2 separate regions of the Mus musculus genome follow, and region 1 is linked to region 2. The links are chromatin loops, found by intact Hi-C in ENCODE. Cell type or tissue: left cerebral cortex. All regions are shown on one strand. Each heading gives the region's core, and the rest is flanking DNA. Links, peaks and the distances in the headings are about the cores only.

Evidence for each region. A loop is a pair of places that touch in the nucleus more often than their neighbours do. Peaks named below come from ENCODE experiments on the same cell type or tissue, not always from the same donor. Only the 100,000 strongest peaks of a DNase experiment are listed, where the experiment ranks them.
Region 1: it touches region 2 in a loop (2.0-fold over the local background); 3 of 42 quality-filtered maps call a loop at or near these places.

The regions. Positions count from the first base shown.
Region 1 is chr10:100,624,037-100,633,884 of GRCm38, reverse strand. No RefSeq gene overlaps it. Among named protein-coding and RNA genes, the nearest start is that of 1700017N19Rik, 37 kb to the right of the region's middle. In left cerebral cortex, for the core only: a CTCF peak has its summit at 3,953 (motif pointing left); a DNase peak (open chromatin) is centred at 3,941; H3K4me3 peaks cover 460 bases; H3K27ac peaks cover 388 bases.
Region 2 is chr10:100,719,714-100,729,561 of GRCm38, reverse strand. All of the region lies in intron 2 of Gm35722 (predicted gene, 35722), which reads left to right. Among named protein-coding and RNA genes, the nearest start is that of Gm35722, 17 kb to the left of the region's middle. In left cerebral cortex, for the core only: no CTCF peak of the experiment used is centred there; no DNase peak of the experiment used is centred there.

The sequences.
Region 1 (9,848 bases), core at 647-8,646, 95 kb after region 2:
GGGGCCTTTCCCCCTTGATCACTAATTGAGAAAATGCCTTACAGCTGGATCTCATGGAGGCATTTCCCCAACTGAAGCTCCTTTCTCCGTGATAACTCCAGCTTGTGTCAAGTTGACACAAAATTAGCCAGTACAGTCGCCCATCATCACCCGTGATGCCTTTTGATGATGTACCTACCTTTGAGTCACCAACATTCTTTCGGGGGGAGGGTCGGGGGGGGATTTTGGGATAGCATTTGAAATGTAAAGGAAGAAAATACCTAATTTTAAAAAAATAAATTAAAAAAAAGAGTTTAAAAAAATAAAAAAGAGTTTGTAAACCAGGCACTGTTGCTGATGCCAAGAAGTGCTTGCTGACAGAAACCTGATATAGCTGTCTCCTGAGTGGCTCTGCCAGATACTGACCAATACAGATGCAGATCTGACTGAGTACCAGGACCCCAATGGAGGAGTTAGCAGAAGGACTGAAGGAGCTAAAGGGGCCTTCTCTGGTATCAATGGAAGGAGAGGCCCTTGGTCCTGTGAAGTAGAGGAATGCTAGGATGGTGAGGCAGGAGTGGGTGAGTGGGTGGAAGAGCACCCTCAAAGAAGCAGGCTAAGGAGGGATGGGATAGGGGGCTTGCAGAGGGCAAACCCGGAAAGGGGATAATATTTGAAATGTAAACAAATAAAACATCCAATTTGAAGACGAAGAAGAAGGAGGAGGAGGAGGAGGAGGAGGAGGAGGAGGAGAAGCCACTAGTCGGAGCTGGAGAAATGGCTCAGTGATTAAAAGAACTGACTGTTCTTGAAGAGTCTCAGGGGTGTGTTTCCAGCACCCACATGGTGGCTTACAACCATCCATAACTCCAATGCCAGGAGATCCAGTGGCCTCTTCTGACATCTGCAGGCACTGGGCATGCAAGTGGTGCAAATGCATAAGTACAGACTAAACAGTCATGCAAATAAGAGGAAATAAATAAATCTAAAACAGAAAGAAAGAAAGAAAGAAAGAAAGAAAGAAAGAAAGAAAGAAAGAAAGAAAGAAAGAAAGAAAGAAAGAAAGAAGAAAAGAGAAGAGAAGAGAAGAGAAGAGAAGAGAAGAGAAGAGAAGAGAAAAGAAAAGAAAAGAAAAGAAAAGAAAAGAAAAGAAAAGAAAAGAAAAGAAAAGAAAAGAAAAGAAAAGAAAAGAAAAAAGAAAAGAAAAGAGTCTGTAAACAGTAAACAATCCCAACAAACTCACTGGTTCATATCTCTCTCTCTCTCTCTCTCTCTCTCTCTCTCTCTCTCTCTCTCTCTAGGTATTTCTTAATTTCATTTCCAGTGCTATCCCAAAAGTCCCACACACACTCCCCCCCCCAGTCCCCTCCCCGCACCACTCCCACTTCTGGGCCCTGGCGTTCCCCAATACTGAGGCATATAAAGTTTGCAAGTCCAATGGGCCTCTCTTTCCACTGATGGCTGACTAGGCCAACTTCTGATACATATGCAGCTAGAGACACGAGCTCTGGGGTACTAGTTAGTTCATAATGTTGTTCCACCAATAGGGTTGCAGACCCCTTTAGCTCCTTGGGTACTTTCTCTAGCTCCTCCATTGGGGGCCCTGTGATCCATCCAATAGCTAACTGTGAGCATCCACTTGTATGTTTGCTAGGCCCCAGCATAGCCTCACAAGAGACAGCTCTATCAGGGTCCTTTCAGCAAAATCTTGCTAGTGTATGCAATGGTGTCAGCGTTTGGAGGCTGTCACCACTAATTTCTTAGCTCCAGCTAACTAGCACCAACTGTCCCAGTAGTCTCCTTCTCCCCTTAACTATAAAGCCAGAGACACATAGCCAAAGCTGCCTGAGTTCTACTGCTAGCAGGAGGTGGAACATAGCTCCCTTGTTCAATTACATTATCACTAGCTTCCTCTTTTCCAACTCTTTCACTGCCTAAGTTTGGCTGTCCTTGATTGTGCTTAGCTGTCCTTGATTTTGCTCTGTAGATTAACCTTGAACTCAGAGATCTACATTCCTGTCTCCTGAGATTAAAGGTGTGTACCGCCATGCCTGGATCCAAATTTAACTGGGTAGGATCTTGCCCCAAAGTTCCACTCCCTTAATTTGTTATCTCCTTAAACTCAGGATTCAGCTCCATTTCACTTCTTGGGGCCCCTTTAATACTCGAAATATATTTTTTATATTTTTCCTTTCTCAGTTTGTTTAAAATGCTCTTCATGAAACTTAACCAGAGAACAAAGTCTATGATGGGCATTTCTGTGACTTCCTTTGTCAATGCAATTAATCTGAGTCTCTTCACCTTAGCCTCAGACATACTCTTCAGACAAGAGCAAAAAGCAGCCACATTCTTCACCAAAATACCTCAAAAACTGTCTAGAGACACATATTGAAACTCTCTACTGAAACCTCTTATGCCAGGTCCACAAAATTCAAATCACTTTCCATAACAAAGTTCTACTTCATGTGAAGGCTGCTAGCAGAATACTCATCACATCCAGGCAGCTAGTATGAGGGTATTAAAGCCCGCCCCACCACACACAGTGACACACCTACTCCAAGAAGGCCACATCTCCTAATAGTGCCACTCCCTGGGCCAAGGATTGACAAGTCATCACAGTGTGATGTTATACAATTTGTGAATTTCATATACCTCCCAAACTTCCAAAGAGCAGGGACCATTTGGTTTTGACCAGCTATTCAATTTCTAGTCCACAGAATTTGGCTGTGTAATAGAAGCCTAATAACGTTTCACACGAATAAAAGAAAGGAAAAAAGTAAGAAGAATTAAGATTTTATTATGAGCTCATGTGCTCTGGTATTCCAGGCACTATTGGGAAAGAATTTGGAGGGAGAAAAGGGAGGAGCAAATGATATAATTTTCTTATAATCTCAAATTAAAAGGCAATAAAAGTGTATCTATAGCCTTCTCTATACCCCTGATGGTGTGGTATGTTGTTAATGTAACAAGGACATTTTGTGAGAATCATGTTTGTAAATACCATCATCAAAAAGGATTTCTTGAATTAATGTATTTATAGTCAACTGTTGAACAGAGGATGATCTTGAAATGGCACACGGTCTCTCAGTGCCTCTTTCTTACCCTTACACACTCCTTAATTGATTTATCATATAATAACTCAAAATCTCCACTGAACAGCATCCTTCATGCCCAAAATGGGTTGTCACCTCTCGTATATTTTATTTATGTTTTCAAATAACAAAATACAATCCCAGTTTTGCACAATCTTGTGCCCTTTTTGTTCTTGCTGTAAATATAGGTACTCCTCCTTTGACATTTCCATACGTTTATTAGCCCTGCTTCTGTTCTGGACTCTGACTCTGCCTCTCTCTCTCTCTCTCTCTCTCTCTCTCTCTCTCTCTCTCTCTCTCTCTCTCTCTCTCTCTCTCTCTCTGCCTGACCCAATTTCTTTTCTGATTTTGTTTCCTGCATCCTCCTCTATTCCCTGATGGAAAGAGATTCTCACCCCATCTCAAGCATTTATGACTTGCCGGTTTTAGTAAGGCCACAGGGCAACCATGTCATCTTCTTTTGGAAAAGGAACATATACCAAAGCTGTAGCCTAGCCCTGGAGAGGAATACCAAATTTGAACGGAGGCGACCTAGGCTGCTCTCTTCTCTAACATCACGCAATTCATTGCTGCTAGCGTGATTTCAGCCCAGGCATCAAGAGGAAAATATGCCTTGGGGTGTTCCCTGCTCTATCCTTCTTTATGCTTTTATTTTCAAATAGTATAGACGCCCCCAAGCTACATTATAGCTCCTCCAAATCCTTATGAAAACGAAATATCGTTTTTCTTCCTATAAAGTCTCTTCGATGAAAAGGTTATGCTTTGTTTACTTTCATTTCTGAAGGCTCCTACTGCTAGCATCAGCGAGGTAGAAATAAATGTGTCCAAACAAAATGTCTTATTGGGAAGGCGGGCTAGATTTACGATCCGTTTCTGTGACCGTGCTGCCCTCTAGCGATCACGAGGCGGTTATTTTCCTTCAATTTATGACAACTTAAATGAAAGTTGTGACTCCTCGAATGATGGGATTGACTTAGGAACAGCATTGCAATGAGAATATTCGTGTTGTTGTAAGCCATAGCTGCGCTCAAAGAAGCAAAGAGGGAGATTTTTTTTTTGGCACAAATAAGAATTCCATCAAATGTTTTGAAACAATAATCCTGGTCATCATGACTTTACTGGAAAAGAGTCTGAGGTTGAGCAGATAGTTATGGGCAAAGTTGTGGCATAGAGCATTGTGGAGGCCTCTCTGTAAGTTAGTGAGTCTGAAAGGGTCTTTTGTGGTTATGCCTGTCAGGAAACCCATAGGCTAGATCGATTTCTTCCTTTGGAGTCTCTCTCCTCTGTTGTTGTTGGAAGGAAGGAAGCAACTCTGTTTTGGTCACCAACTGTAGTTTTTGCCTTTCCCATTTCAATCTTATTTTCAAGCTCTATTTGAGGATTTGGTTCTGTTGTTACTAAAGTATGGCTGTTATAAGGTCTATATTCAGAAATAAATAATTACACTTTAAGTAGTAAATAACAGTGTGTGTTGATAACTTTGTAGGCTATGAATACATTTTTAAAAAATTTTTGTAAGATACATTCACTGATATTTTCAATTGCCATTCCCTTTGATCTCTTTCTCTGTCTCTCTGTCTCTGTCTCTGTCTCTGTCTCTGTCTCTGTCTCTGTCTCTGTCTCTCTCTCTCTCTCTCTCTCTCTCTCTCTTCCTTCCCTCATTGTCCTGTGTGTTTGTGTATGTATGTGTTCCTGTGCATATATGAATCAACTTCAAATATTTTTCCTCAGGAACTATTCACATTCTTGAGCCAGGGCCTCACCCTGGCTTGGAACCATGGTGTAGGCTAGGTTGACCAGTAAGCCCTAAGCATCCACTTGTCTCCAACCCACTAGAATTACAAATATGTACTACTGCATTGAGCTTTGTTATTGCTTTGCTTCTATAGGTTGATTTTTAGGTTTTTTTTTTTTTTAGAATTTCTTTGAGTTCAAATTCTACTCTCCCCTTTGTTCAAATTAACCTTGAAGTCTTTCTTCCTCAATAATTCTATGGGAAAGTCTGTGGACTATGCTGTTAAATGCATCAGAACTCAACCTTTTCTTAATGTGTCACACAATTGACCTCTTGACCTACACACCCAATCTCTGGTTTGTAGTGTTAAGCCTTCAGCTGGTTTCCCTGAGGCCACAGCTCCTCTCCCACTTAGAGTGCACGAGCCTCGGCAGTTCCTCAGAAATAAATGGACAATACACCATTCCTCCTCACAAACATTTCAAATGCCTTCCCTCCTCTCCCAGGGCAAGACTAACTTCTGGAGCTCACCACACAGTTCATGCCTACCTACCATACCCCCCTTCACTCAAAGACAATACCCCCAAAGGCCTTAACATTCCCAGGAGCATCTCTAAATTGTAAGGAGATTTTTTTAACTGCTCCCCCTTCGCCACTCCTAACCTCAGTTTTCTTAGAGCACTTATCTTAGGAAAGTTGTCATTGTAAATGCCCCTTTTAGATTTTAGCAATACCTCTGCACCTGATTTTCAATTCAGGGACAATCTACTAGATGTAATCTTCAAGGGAAACTACACCACACTTCTCTTACCTTCTAAGACAGGGAGAGACTTTCTTTTCTTTTCTTTTTTCTTCTTGTTCTGGCCCCTGCGCAACCCAGCTCCAAGATTTATTTATTATATATAAGTACCCTGTAGCTGACTTCAGACACACCAGAAGAGGGAATCAGATCTCATTATGGATGGTTGTGAGCCACCATGTGGTTACTGAGATCTGAATTCAGGACCTTCGGAAGAGCAGTCAGTGCTCTTAACCCCTGAGCCATCTCTCCAGCACCCCCCCCCCCCGCAGCCCCGAGCCTAACTTTCTCTTCTGCAGTTGTAACAGTGCCCAAGGTGGGGAGAATACAGCGGTTTCCATTTTATCACATGTTTTGTTTTTCAGTGAAGCCAATAGCAGGAGCAGATGGTTCAGCAATCCCTCATCCCAGCTCTTCACATCACCAGCCCTTTGGGGAGTTGAGCTTAGCCTCCGTGTCATGTTACATATAAAGCATTGTTTACTCCTCTATCTTTGTTCACAGAAGTTTTTCTTTGACAATGCAAGTGTGTTTGTTCCTTCAGTGCGTGTATCTGAAGTATCCTCCTTATTGTGCTGACCCTTGGTGTGCCCTAAGTATACAAGGAGGCGAGAAAGCATGGTCAGCCAGCCCGATTTCTTCACAAGGCTTTGTTCAAACTGACACTCTATGAGTAAGTTCCACATCTTACATCAAACAGCAAGCTGCCCCATCTCTCCTCTCCCCCACTTAATGTTCCATCCTTCTCCACTAAACGGACAATTTCTAACCATACTATGCCTTCTTTCTTTGATAAGTTGACTCAGACATGGTGTTTATCACCACAGAAATGTGACTAACACGGAAGTTGGTACCCAGTTGGCCTGGAATCCTTCTTCTAGGCCTGGAATTCATAGATTTTTGTCTTTGTATTGTGGTATCACAAATTCCTCCATATCCCTTTTTGTTTTTGTCATATCCTGTGGGTGCTCTAACTCTTTTTCTGTATCTTTAAATCCTGATAATCCATCTTCTACTTGACATATACCTCTGGAAAGCTCTTTCCCCGAGTTTTCTAATTCATTTGTTAAAATTTTCAAGTCCCTCTTCATTTCAGCTTGAGTTTTCTTAGCATTTTTCTCTCTTTACTGAATTTATTGTTCAAATCATGGATTGTCTTTGTTGTTTCAATCAGCTGTACACTTGTGTTTTCTTAATCTTTAACCAAGAATTTCTTCTTTGCCTATTTCAGTTCATCCAGGTTTTCATTCTTGCCCTTTTAAAGCTGCCTCAACTAATGGATCCCTTTTTCCATTGTTCTCTTAAATTATGTGCCTAGGAGTCCTTCTAAGCAATTCTCATCTTGTGAACTTTTCTATAGTACTTTCAGAAGACCATACTGTTTGTATTTTTGCAATGAGCCCTGGGTATGTGCATTTGTTTCATTGGTTGTATGTCTCATAGGAAATTCTGGTCTGCCTTTTAAAAAGTTTGGTTCTGTTTTTCATGTTCTCCAAAGTTTCAGATCCAATCAAAAGAGTGTATAGATCAGCCCCTTCAAATGTTCTGTGTTGAGTTATTATTGGAGACTGAGTGATCCAATCTTGTGGTAACTGAGAAGGCACACTATCATCACTCTCAGCTGACTCCAGGGACTGGGACACGAAGGACTCACCAAGAAAGTGTGTAAATGAGTAGGACCCAGCTGGGCCTGGGCATGGAAGGGTTGTGTGGGATAAGGGACAGGCAGAATCAACTGAGAGAACATGCACACGGATGCAACTACTTATAGAGGGATGTGGGGTAATGGCTTGTGGGAGACTCAGTAGCAGTGCATACTAGAAACTAAAATAAGTGAGTGGATTTTTTAAAGGTATTTGTTCTGAAACTTAGAAATGGAGTAAAATGGAAAACATCAACCAGATGTGGCAGTCTACACCTATAATCTCAGAACTTGCTTGGGAGCCAAAAGCAAAATAATCCCTGGCAAATTCAAGGGCTGCCTACTCTACGCTGAGATATTCAGGCCACCTAGGGCTGCATACAATGTGAGTTCTTCCTTCCAGAGAAGTAAATAAAAATGGAGGCAATACTGGGTTTTCTGTAGGTCCCTGAGAATGACCATATACATCAATCGATCACATCTACTGCTGCCAGTGACTGTCCAATCCCTGTCATTCTTCAGAAGAATCTCCTAAATGATATTTCAGAGGACAGACTAATAAGTAAATGTAGTTCCTATGATACAATATTGCTGTCCAAGTAGGAGAGAAAACAATTTCTAATTAGGAAGTGAGGTGATGTCGGGTAGCAATAGAGACGAACAATAGAAGTGTAGAATTGATGAAACTCATTTTACTGCGTGAACTTAAACTTCTCAACTGGTAATTTGGGGAAAGGTGTAATTTGGGAAGCAAATGTTCCCAAGGATTCCTGCCTTGACCGAATTACAAGTGTGTGGTTCTCTGGACCCTTTTCTCAGAGAGACCTGATCTACAGCTTTAAGTCTCTACTTTTCCCTGCTGTGATAACAGTTCATCCCAGTTTTTCTCCTGCATTGTAAAGGCCAGTCACAGGGTCACAGGAGTTCCTGTCCCTCCTGGAGGTGTCGTGCCTGAAAAACACTTACTTTACTGTTTTAACAATGTTAGAACTTTTTTTTTTAGCATCTCACTCACACAGACATCTCTGTCACATACTATTGTGTTGGTTTCACTGTCACTGTGACCAAACACCTGACAGAAACAACATAAAAGAGGAAGCATTTGTTTTGTTCATCATTTCAGAGCTTTCTTTCTGTCACAGATGCAAAGCCATGCATGGGACAGCAGAAACGTTCATCTCATTACAACCAGGAAGCAGAGTGGAGACCAAAAGGGACTAGGATTTCAAAATGTCCCTCAAAACATACTCTCCAGTGACACACTTCAACCATTTGTCACAGGTGTCACCACCTCCAAATACTTATGTTTTAATCAGTCTGCAAAGAGTATTTGAAGTTTGATTTTCTCTGGTAATGTCCTCTCAGGCACAATCTCCAAGGTCTATCTCAACATAATCAATGAAAACCATATATGCTAATGTGGAACAACACATTATAGTTAACAATCTGGTAGCTAGCTTGTAAAATGCTGAAATGCTATTTTCCCTTAACTTAGATCTCTTCAAAATTACTTATATTAATAGAAAGAAAATTTGTAATATGTAGAATTATTTCAAAGTGGCAGGTATAATTTCAAGTTTTGCATGGATAATCATATTTATTCTTCCCAACTCTATGAGGTCATATTATTAACATGGCCATTCTTTGCCAAAGTTCATATCACCACTTAGCAATAGCACTATAATAGTTATAAATAGCACATTAAATGATTGTACAAATCATCACATACGAGCATACATCACCCAAACTCAACAATCAGAAACATATGAAAGGTGTAATTATATGATTTTGCATGATAAGCCCAAAATGTGAGCTTGTTTAAAAAACAAACATTATCAGTATCTATTCATAGATGCCTAGTGCATATCAGAGAAATTAAAAATGACTTTATGATTCTTTCCATTACACACAGATGATAGTAAACTCAGGCATGTCCTGAGGGCAACTCTATAGCACTTTGCAGAGAACCTACTGTCCATGCCATCTCCTCTTAGACTTTGAACAATTATCTTAATTTCTGATCTTGTATCTGCACATTTGCAAAGCGCCAAACTGAAATTGTGACCTCTATGATCTGATATCATTCTGAAATGACAAGATTGCATTCAGAAGATAGATTGTAGATAAATACCTCAGTCTATCAAATGAAAGAGACTGCAGGGTCAAAGGTAGCATTGATTAGCTGCTAACTTGAGCAAGATAGTGAACAGTTTTCATCTATGGCTAGCTTCTAAAATGGATAGGTAAAATAGGGATATACCAAAAGATGATTATTATGAGTGAAATTTAAGAATACATATATATTACTTAAAATGTTCTTTCCTCTGCATAATCAGGGGTGGGGGAGGGGAAGTACCTTTCCCCACCGAGCATTTTGTTTTGTTTTTTTGGGTTTTTTCTTCTTCAGAAATTGACTACTATGTTTAACATGCCAGGCAAGTGCATGTATACACATATATACTCAAATACATATAATTTAATTAATTTAATTTAAAATATTTTTAAAAAAACCAATAGGTCTGTCTTAATACAAAAATGTTTCCACATAAAATATCAACAACAACAAAAAAAGCCAAACCATGAAAAGGCATTAGTGATATT
Region 2 (9,848 bases), core at 887-8,886:
GAAACAAAAAAGAAATCACAAAGGAAGACAACTCTGGAGATAGAAATCCTAGGAAAGAAATCAGGAGCCATAGATGCAAGCATCACCAACAGAATATAAGAGATAGAAGAGAGGCTCTTAGGTGCAGAAGATTCCATAGAAAGCATGGACACAACAATCAATGAGAATGCAAAAGGCATAAACATCCTAACTCAAAACATCCAGGAAATCCAGGACACAATGAGAAGACCAAATCTAAGGATAATAGGTATAGATAAGAATGAAGATTTTCAACTTAAAGGACCAGTAAATATCTTAAAAAAAAAAAAAGATAGAAGAAAACTTCCCTAACCTAAATAAAGAGTTCCCTGAGAACATACAAGAAGCCTGCTGAATTCCAAATAGTTTGGATCAGAAAAGAAATTCCTCCTGTCACAAAATAATCAAAACATCAAATACACTAAACAAAGAAAAAATATTAAAAGTAGTAAGGGGAAAAGGTAAAGTAACATATAAAGGCAGACCTATTGGAATTACACCAGGCATCCCACCAGACACTATGAAAGCCAGAAGATCCTAGACAGATGTAATACAGACCCTACGAGAAGACAAATGCCAGCTCAGGCTATTATACCCATCGAACTCTCAATTACCATAGATGGAGAAACCAAAGTATTCCATGACAAAACAAAATTTACATATCTTTTCAGGAATCCAGGTCTTCAAAGGATAATTAAGGGAAAATTCCAAAACAAGGAGGGAGAAACCAAAGTATTCCATGACAAAACAAAATTTACATAATATCTTTTCAGGAATCCAGGTCTTCAAAGGATAATTAAGGGAAAACTCCAAAACAAGGAGGGAAACTATGCCCTGAAAAAAAGCAAGAAAGTAATCTTTCAACAAACCTAAAAGAAGATAGACACATGAACATAATCCCAACTTTAACAACAAAAATAACATGAAGCAACAATTAATTTTCCTTAATATCTCTTAATATCAACAGACTCAATTCCCCAATAAAAAGACATATATTACAAGACTGGCTACATTAAAAGGACACAACATTTTGCTTCATACAAGGAACCCACCTCAGGGAAAAAAGACAGACATTACCTCAGAGTAAAAGGCTGGAAAACAACTTTTCAAGGAAATGGTCCGAAGAAACAAGCTGGAGTTGCCATTCTAATATTGAATAAATTTGACTTTCAACCTAGAGTTATCAAAAAATACAAGGAATGACACATGATACTCATCAAAGGTAAAATCTACCAAGATGAACTCTCAATTCTGAACATCTATGCTTCAAATGCAAGGTCATCCACATTTAATAAAGAAATTTTAGTAAAGCTCAAAGCAGGCATTGCACTGCACAAAATAATAGTGGGAGACTTCAATACCCCACTCTCATCAATGGACATATGCTATAATGAGAAATTGAACAGAGAAACAGTGAAACTAACAGAAGTTATGAAACAAATGGATTTAACAAATATCTATAGAACGCTTTATCCTAAAACAAAAGGATATACCTTCTTCTCAACACCTCATGGTACCCTCTCCAAAATTGACCATATAATAGGTCAGAAAACAGAACTCAACAATTAAAAAAATACTGAAATAATCCTATGCATCCTATCAGATCACCACAAACTAGGGCTGATCTTCAATAACAACATAAATAATAGAAAACCCACATTCAAGTGGAAGCTGAACAGCACTCTACTAAATGATAACTTGATCAAGGAAGAAATAAAGAAAGAAATTAAAGACTTTTTAGAGTTTAATGAAAATAAAGCCAGAACATACCCAAACTTATGGGACACAATGAAAGCAGTCTTAAAAGGAAAACTCATAGTTCTGAGTGCCTCCAAAAAGAAAATGGACATAACATACACTAGCAGCTCAACAGGACACCTAAAAGCTCTACAACAAAAGGAAGCAAATTCACCCAACAGGAGTAGACTGCAGGAAATAATTAAGCTCAGGGCTGAAATCAACCAAGTGGAAACAAAAAGAACTATTCAAAGAACCAACCAAACCAGGAGCTGCTTCTTTGAGAAAATCAACAGGATATAAAACCCTTAGAAAGACTAAATAGAGGGCACAGGGACAGTATCCTGATTAACAAAATCAGAAATGAAAAGGGAGACATAAAAAAAGAATCATCAGATCCTATAACAAAAGGCTATACTCAACAAAAGTGTAAAACTATGATGAAATGGACAATTTTCTAGATAGATACTAGGTACCAGAAGTTAAATCAGGATCAGATTAATGATCTAAATAGTTCTATATCCCCTAAAGAAATAGAGATAATCATTAACAGTCTCCCAATCAAAAAAGCCCAGGACCAGATAGGTTTAGTGCAGAGTTTTATCAGACCTTCAAAGAAGACCTAATTCCAATACTCCTCAAACTATTCCACAAAATAGAAACAGAAGATATTCTACCCCAATTGTTCTAAGAAAGCCACAATTACTCTGATACCTAAACCACACAAAGACCCAATAAAGAAAGAGAACTTCAGACCAATTTCCCTAAAGAATATCAATGCAAAAATAGTCAATAAAATTCTTGCAAACCAAATCCAAAAACACATCAAAACAATCATCCATCATGACCAAGTAGGGTTCATTCCAGGGATGCAAGAATGGTTCACTATATGAAAGTCTATCAATGTAATCCACTAGATGAACAAAATCAAAAACAAAAACTATATGATAATCTCACTAGATGCTGAGAAAGCATTTGACAAAATCCAACACCTGTTCATGATAAAAGTCTTAGAAATATCAGGAGTTCAGGACCCATATCTAAACATTATAAAAGAAATATACAACAAACCAGTACCCAACATCAAACTAAAATGGAGAGAAACTTGAAGCAATCCCCCTAAAATCAGGGACTAGAGAAGGCTGTCCACTCTCTCTCTACTTATTCAATATAGTACTTGAAGTCCTAACCAGAGCATTGAAAAACAAAAGGAGATCAAAGGGATACAAATTGGAAAGGAAGAAGTCAAAATATACCTATTTGCAGATGGTATGATAGAATATTTAAGTGACCCCAAAATTTCCATCAGAGAACACCTAAACCTGATAAACAGCTTCAGTGAAGTAGCTGGATATAAAATTAACTCAAACAAATCAGTGGCCTTTCTCTACATAAAGGATAAAAAGACTGAGAAAGAAATTAGGAAAACAACACCCTTCACAATATTCACAAGTAATATAAAATACGTTGGTGTGACTCTAACTAAGGAAGTGAAAGTTCTGTATGATAAGAACTTTAAGTCTCTTAAGAAAGAGATTGAAGTTCTCAGAAGATGGAAAGATCTCCCATGCTCATGGATTGGCAGGATTAATATAGTAAAAATGGCTATCTTGTCAAAAGAAGTCTGCAGATTCAATGCAATTCCCATTAAAATCCCAACACAATTCTTCACAGAGTTAGAAAGAAAAATTTGCAAATTCATCTGGAATAACAAAAAAAAAACTAGGATAGCAAACACTATACTCAACAATAAAAGAACCTCCGGTAGAATCACCATCCTGACCTCAAGCTGTACTACAAAGCAATTGTGATTAAAAACTGCATGGTACTGGTACAATGACAGACAGGTAGATCAATGAAATAGAATTGAAGACCCAGAAATAAACCTACACACCTCTGGTCACTTGATCTTTTACAAAGGAGCTAAAACCATCCAGTGGAAAAAAAGACAGCATTTCTAACAAATGGTGCTGGCTCAGCTACTGATTATCATGTAGAAGAATGTGAATTGATCCATTCCTATCTCCTTGTACAAAGTTCAAGTCTAAGTGGATCAAGGACCTCCACATAAAATCAGAGACACTGAAATTATAGAGGAGAGAGTGGTGAAGAGCCTTGAAGATATGGGCACAGGAGAAAGATTCCTGAACAGAACAGCAATGGCTTGTGCTGTAAGATCAAGAATTGACAAATGGGACCTCATAAAATTACAAAGCTTCTCTAAGGCAAAGGACACTCTCAATAAGACAAAAAGACAACCAACAGATTGGGAAAAGATCTTTACCCATCCTAAATCCAATAGAGGGCTAATATCCAATATATACAAAGAACTCAAGAAATTAGACTCCAGAAAACCAAATAACTCTACTTAAAAAATGGGCTATAGAGCTAAACAAAGATTTCTCAACTGAGATATACCTAGTGGCTAATACCACTCCTAGGCATATACCCAGAAGATGCTCCAACTTGTAGTAAGGATGCATGTTCCACTATGTTCATAACAGCCTTATTTATAATAGCCAGAAGCTGGAAAGAACCCAGATGTCCCTCGACAGGGGAATGGATATAGAAAATGTGGTACATTTACACAATGGAGTACTACTCAGCAATTTAAAACAATGAATTCATGAAATTCTTAAGCAAATGGATGGATCTGGAGGATATCATCCTAAGTGAGGTAACCCAATCACAAAATAAAACACATGATATGCACTCACTGATAAGTGGATATTAGCCCAGAAGCTCAGAATACCTAAGATACAATTTGCAAAACACATGAAACTCAAGAAGAAGGAAGACCAAAGTGTGGATACAAAATGAGGATACAAAGTGTGGGAACAAAATACCCATGGAAGGAATTACAGAGACAAAGTTTAGAGCAGAGACTGAAGGAATGGCCATCCAGAGATTGCCCTACCTGGCAATCTATCCCATAAACAACCATCCAAACCAGACACTATTGGGAATGCCAACAAGAGCTTGCTGACAGGAGCCTAATAAAACTGCTTCCTGAGAGGCTCTGCCAGTGCCTGACAAATACAGAAGTGGATGCTCACAGCTATCCATTGGACTGAGCATGGGGTCCCCAAAGAAGGAGCTAGAGAAAGTACCCAAGGAGTTGAAGGGGTTTGTATCCCCATAGGAGGAACAACAATATGAACTAACCAGTACCCTCAGAGCTCCCTGGGACTAAACCACCAATCAAAGAAGGGACTCATGGCTCTAACTGCATATGTAGCAGAGGATGCCCTAGTAGGTCATAATGGGAGGAGAGGCCCTTGGTCCTGTGAAGTTTCTATGCCCTAGTATAAGGAAATGCCAGGGCCAGGAAGCAGAAGTGGGTGGGTTGGGCAGCAGGGGGAGGGGAGAGGATAGGGGGTTTTTGGAGGGGAAACTAGGAAAGGGGATAATATATGAAATGTAAATTAAAAAATCTAATAAAAGATTTTTTAAATATTTAAAAAAAGAAATAAAGACTATAAGAAAAGCACACTTACAATGATCTTTTTTTAAATCACACATTCATTGTTCATTAAATGTTCTGGTATAATATAAAGGAGATTAAATAAGGATTCTCAGGTTCTGTCATAATTTTTCTCTTTCATACTTAATATTGGTAGGAAAGGTCGTAAGTAATAATACTTCTTTTTCTTTTAAAAGAAATATAATGGTTATCAGAACCTATGTATCATCTATCTACCATCTATCTAATCTCTCATCTATCATCTCTATCATTACCTATCTATCTACTGTGTATCTCTATTTCCATCTCTGAATCTCTTCTACCCTCAGTCAGAATTACATGTTTGAGTGTAGTTATGTTCCTACTAGTTTTAGAATAATCTTAATGTATACATTCATGGTTTGGATATAAAATGTCCCACACATAGGTTCGTGGTTCTGAGTACTTAAACTACTGCTAGTGTTGCTGTGTTGGAAGCTTGAAGATTATATAGAAAGTGGATGATTTACATCACTAGGAAAATGTGCCTTGAGGATTATAGTCTGCTACCCTATTTTTCACTGAGAACTCTGATTCCCAATAGGGGAAGGTGGAAATAAGCTATATTGAACACTCTAAATTATGTAGCCATCATCACCCTCCATTTTGGTGGTCTGTACTTTCTGTATCATGAGTAAAACCAAACCTTTCCTTCCTTAAGTTCTGTCTTTTGAGTACAGCAATGAGAATTTATGCTACCAATATAAATTTTATATGATGGAAGAATTTCTGCCTTAAATATGTGGTAGTATAGGATATAGTGCAGAAAAAATTGGGTCAGCAAGGAATAGGAAACCAAAACTTGTCTGTACTCTCCCTAAGACCTTCCCAGTGTGAAATATTAAAGGATAAGAAAGACCAGAATAGAATAAAAGTAGATTCTGGGGTTCTAATTTTTTCCTCATTTTCAAGGCTTAGTTTTATAAGGATGTTATTTCTGATAATAATGGGGGTTGGAAGAAAGTTAAAGGCCCACATCTCATACCTCTACGGAGTCTGAAGTCCTGAGAAGTACACCATTGCCAAAGACCAGCCTCAGCTTGGAGAGGGGTTCTGAGGAAGGGGTGTTTGGGAGCAACAAAAGTAAGACTCAAAGTCAATGAAGTGGGAGCAAGCTGACAGACTGTGGTCTGCTTGAGAGAGCTTTCTGAAGATCATCAGACAGCTCAGCTCTCACAGACCAAATTCTAGTCCTTTATTTGCATATAAGATATAAGATATCAATATTGATATATTGATACATGAAAATATATGGAGGCAATTTGATTTGAGTAAAATAGGACTTGTCCCACTGTGGCAAAATATTTATCTTTATGTGGATAAATGCCAAGGGCATTATACTAAATGAAATACAACAGGTACAAAAAACTACTGCATCGAGTGTAAAAACTTTATATTCACAAGTTAAAAGGGTATACTGGTAATTATTCATCATTATATGGATAATAGGCAGATGTGGCTAAAAAAGGTAAAAAGTTACACTTAAGCATAGATATTATATTTTGAGATTTATTGCACAGTGAAATGAATGGTTACTTCTGATGCATATTCCAAAATTATCAAGCAATCAATTTAAAATAATCTCATCATAAAGATGTTAAATATGTACGTTTTATTGTGTAAACATATATCAAACATCACAATGTATATATTATCAATAGGAATAATTTTGCATAGTGGCTATCGGTTCATAGATGTTACTCCTAAACACATGAAATTCCTCACTTGAATATATTCAGCATATCAGATTCTTTTCAAATGACACTCAATATAGTATCTTTAATGCCTTTCAAGTTCATAATATCAAGTCTTATTTTATACTGGAGACCACAGAGAAAACCGTTAGGCAACAATTAAACTTATATAAGGTCATGAAATCTGCAGTTATGGTACCAAAATGAAAAGGAAGAGTGGTTTTGCTGCCCAGTTGACTCTCCAGAATTCAGAGTCTAAAATTTCTTTACTCTATTATAATAGAACCTCTATTACTACACCATTTGTTTTTATTTCCTCATAGTGTAATTACAAACTTTGAAAAATCTAAGAACCTTGGGCTCTTCAGGTTGCTTCATGAAAATTGTACTTTAATCCATTGGAGGATAAAGACAATCTCTCATAATGTAATAAAAATCTTAAATTTCCTAAAATTAGCATTTTCATAAAACAGAAACAGCTTTTTGATATTGTACAAACTGTAAAATGCCAAATCTTAGGTGCTAGGCCAATAGTCACCACAAAAGCCAGTCTTACTACTACAGTGGAAACTGAAAAACCAAGAATGATCCAAAGCACATGGAAATCCCTAAAGAAGAATGATTTAAAAGGATTCCAGGGAAGTCAATTCTGCCACTGGCAGATCTTCCTTTTACAAAGACAAGCAAGCACTGCCATTCTTGAGCCAAAGAAAGGATGATGAGAAATCTGTTGTCCTGACTTAAGAAATGAGCTGTCTGACACGATGCTGCAACGTGTCCTGCCCTGCTCTGTTTTCCTCCGTAATTGCGGAAGACAGGTTTGTTTAGAATCAATGAAAAGCACAAAGTATAATTTTTCTTATAATATAGTATAAACTATATTGAAGCAACTTCTGCTTCATGCTCCACTCAGACCCAAAGATGAGATCGGTAGTGTTACCACACATTATAGAGAAAAATAGAAAGAATAACATTCAATTGAGCTAAGAAGTAAATTGCAACGCTTTTCAAATGGAAACAATGACTTTTGTCTAACCACCTGGACACAAGGCAAACCAATCAATCGCTTTGCCTGTTAAGGCCAAAATCTTCTATTCTGAGAACAAACAGAAAGATTTCATTTAAAAATTCACAAGAGGCAGAAATGTCACGTTTTCAGTGTCTCTTCCTGGCATTTTTCTTTAATTTTTATTCCATGTTCGTTCATTTTACATAAATAAGGATATAGTCTTGCTCACAGATAACAAGTACATTTCCTAAATTCATTAAAAGATGCTAATTCCCTGAGCTAATGAGATGACTCAGCAGGTAGAGGTATTTGTGATAAAAGACTTCAGACCTGAATTCTATCCCTAGGATTAAGAAGGTGGAAAGAGAAAATCAATTCTCACTAGTTGCCTACTGAACTCCACACATGACTCAAAAGTATGTTTTTTGCCCAACAGCACACAAAACAATAATAAAATAAAACAAAATAAAATAAAAGGTAATTACTAGTTTTTAATGTGATTATAGCTTGAGCAATAGTGATGGAATTATGCTCTATTATTCAAGTGCTGACCTTGAAAAGTTTATTATTGATTGCCAATGAAGCAGCATGGAAACTTAGACAGGGCAGGAATCAGGTGTAGGGAGAACAGGGGAGAAAGAATGAAAATTGGAAGGTGGAAGAGGGTATCTATCTCTAGGATATTCCAGTGATCTGGGACAGGAATGGGAGGATGAGGAAGACACCAGGGAATGTATGGGGGTAACTGTTGTTGAGACTCTTAACAGTGAGGCATATGGTACCTGAAGTGGCCACTTCCAGTAGCCAGGCAGGACTCCCAGTAGAGGGATAATGACCCCACACACAAAACCTTAGGCCCAAAATGTGTCCTGCCTACAATATGTACAGAAACAAAGATGGAGTTGAGATGGAGGGAATAGTCAACCAATAACTGACTCAAGTTGTGATCCATCCCATGGACAAGAACCAACCTCTGACACTATTAATGATACTCTGTTATGCTTGCAGACAGAAGTCCAGCATAACTGTCCCCCACCCAGCAGCAAATGGAAACATATGCAAAGACCCACAACCAAACATTACCAGAGCCAAATATTGGATGGAGATCTGAGAGTCTTGTGGAAGAGTTGGGGAAAGGATTGAAGAACCCAAAGAGGATAGGGACTCCAAAGGAAGACTAACAGAGTCAATGAACCTGGATTCTTGGGAGCTCTCAGAGACTGAAGCACCAACCAAAGAGCATATATACATAGTCTGGAACTACCACCACCACCCCATACACACACACACACACACACACACACACACACACACACACACACACACACACATATGTAGCAGATGTGCAACTTGATCTTAATGCAGGAATCCCAACAACTGGAAAGTGTATGGAGGCCAGAGAGTAGTTCTTGATAAAATCTTTTGACTGCCAAGGATAAAGAAGTGTAAAGTAGGTACTTTCCTACAGGGGAAATGTAATATTTTTGGCTAAGGATGAGCTTTAGCGGCAGATAGAAATTGTTTTGAGTACCATTGAAGCAGAAGAATAGGGTAGAGAGTGAAGTCAAAAGACCTTGCACAAAGATTGGCTAAAAATTAGCATATGCAAAAAACAATTTGCCCAAAAGAAGGTTGACAGGTTGGTTACTCCGTGACAAGATGGACTTAATCAAGCCATTCATTCTGTGCCTGCCCAGAAGCACTCAAGGTGTCCAAAGGTGACTACAGTAAATTACACTACAAAAGCACACAGCCCTCAGTGGAGGTTTAAAGTGATAGTAATACAGAGCATGCAGGAAGCTGTAGGCCTGTGTATATAGCCCATAAAGTATGTGCAATAATAATATCTGCATTATGTGAATGGACAAAAAGGCCACATCATGCAGGT